Regions from separate parts of the Homo sapiens genome. Here region 1 is linked to region 2. The links are chromatin contacts, found by Hi-C or POLR2A ChIA-PET in ENCODE. All regions are on one chromosome and are shown on one strand. The core of a region is the stretch at or near the end of the contact, and the rest is flanking DNA. Distances in the headings are between cores, read along the strand shown. Region 1 has its middle 77 kb from the start of RYBP. Region 2 overlaps SHQ1 (SHQ1, H/ACA ribonucleoprotein assembly factor).

Region 1 (2,700 bases), core at 36-2,535, 230 kb after region 2:
CCAGCTACTTGGTTGGCTGAGTCAGGAGAATTGCTTGAACCTGAGAGGTGGAGGTTGCAGTGAGCCAGGCTGGGATCACGCCACTGCACTCCAGCCTGGACGACAGAGCAAGACTCCACCTCAAAAAAAAAAAAAAAAAAAAAAAGAATATAGAAATTATGATACCATGCCAGTTAAGATACACACACATACACACACACATACTATACACACATAGGGTTTTTTGTTTATGATATACACCTTATATATATGTGTATTTGATTTATGATATACAACTACACATCTTTGAAAAAAGCTGGTTTATTATACATAATTTAGGTAAAATATAGAGCTCTTAGCCAAAATTTCATGTCCAGGTTTTAGGTATACGGATTTAGGGATTGTTCCTATCGAATGTTAAATTTTTAGCAATAATAGTAACTGTGACCTACTTACCACCTATTATATACCAGGAACTGGGCTAGTTCCTTCCCATCCTTTTTTATACTTACTCTTCACAACTCTATTTCTATTTTCCTGTTTTATTGATGAAGAGGTAGAGGTTCAGAGAGATTCAGCAATTCACCCAAGGCCACATAGGTGTTCAGTGGCAGGGCCAGGTTTTGAGCTCAATCTAGAGACTGTAAGTTCACAAGGTTGGGAACACATCTATTGTGTTTACCAGCATGTTACCTGATGCCCAGAATGAACCCAACGATTGTAAGAGCTCAATAAACACTGGAATGGAGAATGAATGAACCAGTGCTTGAATGCTTGCATGCATGAATGAATGAGTGCTTACATGAATGCATGAACGAATGGCTCTAACTCCTGTGTTCCCAGCCACTGTGCTGAACCTCCTCCTCACTTACTTTGCTCCACATGCTGCCAGCATCAAGCCGCCTGTATCTGAATGACATGGGGTGATGGGATGGAGCAGTCTTTGCATCTAAAGTAGAATAAATCAGACCTCGGTGTATTTTCACTGTCTTTTATGGATCTGTGATGAGACTTGGCCGGGAGGGTGGTGGGGGGTTTGCCGGATGCTGAGTGTTTGCATATCTGTCTAATGTGGTCAGGGTGGAGAGTGTGGATAAATAGGGCAGGTCCACACTGGGTGTGTCTGCCAGCAAGTTCTCAGACATGCCTCCACTGCCCCTCTGCTTGAGAGGGAAGCAATGGCTCTGGCACCACGCTATCTGCTAACTCTCAGGGAGGGAAAGAGGAAGTGACATGGGACAGCTTCTACTGCCAGAAAGGAAAGCAGAAATTCAGTAAGAAACAGAAGTTCCCTTGCAGTGCCTCGTTTTAGTTCCTCAAACTTACACCAAAAGTTAACAGGGTGACCTACAAATCTCACGGAACTGGAAATCAGGCCCTGTTTTGTCAGGGGCTTGGATAAGTCATTTTTCTGCTTTGGGCTTCAATTTCGTTATCTGCAAAATAAACAAATGAGGCTAAACCCTGCCTTGGGACATTTAGAACTGTGGATGTGTCGGGAGGCATCTTCTTGGTGATCATAATGATTGATGAGTGATGCTTATGTGTGTTGGGGGCTGGGTGGGAAGCAGGATAATAAATGTGTTCATGTACTTAGGACCACACAATTGGAAATCGTCCCTCTTGGAATTTGAAATGATGATTAAGAACCTCTTCATTGCTAAAATACCGTGATTCTATCCTAACCATGCTGATTTGAATCACCCAAGTCACATAATGAAAAGAAACCAGACTCTACCTAAAAGAAATCAAGGGTAAGGGACATAATAGATTTTAAAATACCTCTCAGTGTGCCTTATTTCTGTGCATGTCAATACAGTTTCTTTCCCTCCCTCCCTTCTCCCGGGATTGCTCCAGGAAACGGGAGGACATCAGCGCATAGAGAGGAAACATCACAGGCAGTTGCTGTCAGACAAAAGGGGTAAGCAGAAAGCCCTTTTGGCACAGGGGAGGCACATCCCCTCCTTTACAAGGCCCAGATGGGAGTGGCTGCTAGGCCAGGGTAGCAGAAATGGCTGAGAGAGACGTCCAGGTCAACAGGCCCTTAGGACCCCAAGGGTTTCCAAGCTGGAGGAGGGTAGTGGCTGAAAGGCTAAGAGGACTGGTGAACCAGAGGTCTGGAGTTGAGCTCAGGAGCTCATCGCAGGAGGTTAAAGCAAAGGAGATGTGAGCAGGGGAACCAGACACTCCTCAGCAGGTGCCGTCAGAGGACAAGCCGACTACTTGGAAAGACCTCTCCAGGAAGGCCAGTGGATTTCCACAGATGAGCGGTTCCTTCTCCAGCACCCAAAGCTGTTTAAGCTCTTGCCTGTATCCAGAAGCTGTCTTTGTGGTGGGGACTGCTTTACTGAGATGCAACACACAGCGAAGTACACAAATGCTAAAAATACAGCTCAATGCGTGCGCACCTATGTGTACACCTACGTACCTACCACCCAAATCAGGATATAGGCCAGGCCAGCACCCTAGAAGGCTCTTTTGTGCCTTCTTCCAGTCAATACCCTCTGCCAAAGATAACCATTTTGTAACTCGATCATGATAGGTGAGTTTTTGAACTTTATAGAAGAGGAATCCTACAGTGTGTAGTCTTTGTTGTCTGATTTTGTTCACTCAACATTATACCTCTGAGATTCATCCATGCCATTGTGGGTAGCAGTTCCATTTCCCTGTGATGCTGGGGAGTATTCCGTTGTGTGATTATGCCACAGTTTATTTATCTGC
Region 2 (2,700 bases), core at 4-2,503:
GTATGAGAAGTTGTGTTATTGGCCCAAACTAGATATGGTTTAAATAACTCTTTAGCTTGCAGCCTTCCTTGTGTTAAGTTAGTCGTTTCTTGTTCTTAGAGATTGAATGTTTTTGTTAATGGCTGCGCTGGAAGTGCTTCTCACTGTTATAGAATAAGAAGAGACAGCTTCAGGTTCCTCTGTGCATCCATTGGTATTTGTTTTTCTTGGCGGCTCTCAGATTCAAGATAGGAATTTCACCAGCAACTTCTACTTAAAGCCAGTGCATTACCTTTAGATCAGGCTACATACATGTGTTTTGGGCCAAGGAACCTAAAGTATGGAACTGGTTCTTTTCAATAGAGAGGAATTATGATATGTCATTATCATAAAAGCCCTTTTAAAAAAATTTAACTTTTAAGTTCAGGGACACGTGCAGGTTTGTTATATAGGTAAACTTGTGTCATGGGAGTTTGATGTACAGATTATTTTCACCACCCAGGTATTAAGCCTAGTACTTATTAGTTGTTTTTCCTGATCATCTCCCTCTACCTATCCTCCACCCTCTGATAGGCCCTGGTGTGTGTTGTTCCCCTCTATGTGTCCATGTGTTCTTATCATTTAGCTCCCACTTACAAGTGACAACATGCGGTAATTGGTTTTCTGTTCCTGCATTAGTTTGCTAAGGAAAATGGCCTCCAGCTCCATCCATGTTGCTACAAAGGACATGATCCTGTTCCTTTTATGGCTGCATGGTATTCCATGGTGTATATGTACCACATTTTCTTTATCCAGTCTACCATTGATGTGCAGTAAATGCCCTTCAGAAAGTTGAAGCCGGGCTCAGTGGCACGTACCCGTAGTTCCACCTACTTGGGAAGCTGAGGCAGGAGGGCTGCTGAGGCCAGTAGTTCAACATTGTATTGTGGTATTACTGCTCCTTTGACTACTGGTCTCCAGCCTGGGCAATGCAGTGAGACCCCATCTTTCAAAAAAAAAAAAAAAAAAGGAAAGAGAAGAAATTTGATCTACTGTTTGGTCCCAGATAGAACCTGAGATTGTGTGTTTTGTATGCTATGAAATTAAAAGGCCGAGTTAGCCAGTAAGCATCCAGTTTGAACTGTCTGGAATTGCCTCACTGGAGTCTTGTCCTCTGTGATCAATTGTGGGCTCTAGTCTCAGTATGTCATGCCTGGCAGGCTTCTAGGTTTGGGCAGAGGAAATGAAACCTAGTCGGTTACTCTGAGATTTATAGTAGACCTGCTATTGCAGGAAGTGGTGAAAAGTTGATTGATAGTTTGAGACAAAACTCTACAGCAAAAAAACAGGATGTATGCTTTCCATTTATACCCAGTTCCCCCTGCCCCTACATTTCAGGCTCCTTTTGCATTTTGTTTTGGTTGCTTCATAAGGCTGCGGAGGCTTTCCCCCTCCTACAGTCACCAAATGTAAAATAATTGAGGAAATTTTGTATCAGCTTAGCCATAGTAAAGGCAAGTACTTTCTGCTGTTGCAATTACTCTTTCGTGGTAGTTACATGTAGCATAACTTGTCTGCAGTCTTTAAAGAGAAATTCTCCAAATAGGATATTATTTCACATATGCAGAAAGAATGAAAGGTCTTTTTTAAGTTACATTGTAGGATTACATTTCCAGTAACTTTCTAAGAAAAATCTATTTTGAGTGTGGTTTTATTAAAATATGACAGCAGTGGTATCCAATTGTCTCTTTTAAATGCAGCGTCTCTTCATTCTATAATAAATATATTCTTAACAGGTAGGTGATCCTCACTTAGATATAAAACATGTAACTAGCCAGGCATGGTGGCTTACTCCTGTAATCCCCAGCACTTTGAGAGACCAAGGTGGGTGGATCACTGTGAGGTCAGGAGTTTGAGACCAGCCTGGCCAACATGGCAAAACCCCATCTCTACTAAAAATAACAAAAATTAGCCGGGCGTGGTGGCGCATGCCTGTAATCCCAGCTACTCGGGAGGCTGATGCAGGAGAATCACTTGAACCAGGGAGGTGGAGGTTGCAGTGAGCTGAGATCGCTCCACTGCACTCCACACTCCAGACTGGAAGGCAGAGTGAGAGTCTGTCTCAAGAAAAACCTAACCAGACAAACAAAAAACATATACTATAACTAGTAACTCAGCCTATGTGTTTGTTGAGAGTATCAAAATGTACCATGCCCAGGGCTGCCGCTCATGCCTGTAATCACAGAACTCTGGGAAAGCCAAGGTGGGAGGATCACTTGAGCCCAGGAGTTGGAGACCAGCCTGGGCAACATAGGGAGAACCTGTCTTTACAAAAAATATAAAAATTAGCTGGGTGTGGTGGCATGTGCCTGTAGTCCCAGCTACTCAGGAGGCTGAGGTGGGAGGATCACTTTTGCCCAGGAGGTCAAAGCTACAGGGAGCGCTGATTGCACCACTGCACTCCAGAGCCCAGGCAATAAAGCGAGAACCTGTCTCTAAATAAAGAAATAAATAGTACCTGATGTTTGTAAGAGTGGTTATCTAATAATGCCATTTGACCAAGCTTTTGGACATGAACTAGCCTAGTCAGTTTTGAGTACGACAGAGAAAAACTACTACCTACCTTAAGTGAGCTGCTTTCTGAAAAGGTAAGTCTGTTACAAAAGTAGATTGTGTAATTGACAAGGAGTGGCAGATTAGAACCAACTCTAATTGTACTAGTGGTTGAAAAAAACAAAACAG

The links. A loop is a pair of places that touch in the nucleus more often than their neighbours do. ChIA-PET counts read pairs that join two places held with the same protein, here RNA polymerase II (POLR2A). Pooled maps may share reads with other maps.
Region 1: a map with no recorded cell type shows a loop between it and region 2 (7-fold over the local background). The contact joins two enhancer-like sites. A Hi-C loop is called at or near these places in 4 of 37 single-sample maps with no recorded cell type and 7 of 50 pooled maps. POLR2A ChIA-PET finds 5 or more read pairs at or near these places in 1 of 52 experiments (H1).

Annotation. Positions count from the first base shown.
Region 1 is chr3:72,522,081-72,524,780 of GRCh38, reverse strand. No RefSeq gene overlaps it. Among named protein-coding and RNA genes, the nearest start is that of RYBP, 77 kb to the right of the region's middle. Within about 2 kb of position 1,285, at least 9 of the 41 ENCODE cell types and tissues checked have a DNase peak (open chromatin) inside an H3K27ac peak, as active enhancers do.
Region 2 is chr3:72,755,669-72,758,368 of GRCh38, reverse strand. All of the region lies in intron 10 of SHQ1 (SHQ1, H/ACA ribonucleoprotein assembly factor), which reads left to right. Among named protein-coding and RNA genes, the nearest start is that of SHQ1, 91 kb to the left of the region's middle. Within about 2 kb of position 1,253, at least 3 of the 41 ENCODE cell types and tissues checked have a DNase peak (open chromatin) inside an H3K27ac peak, as active enhancers do.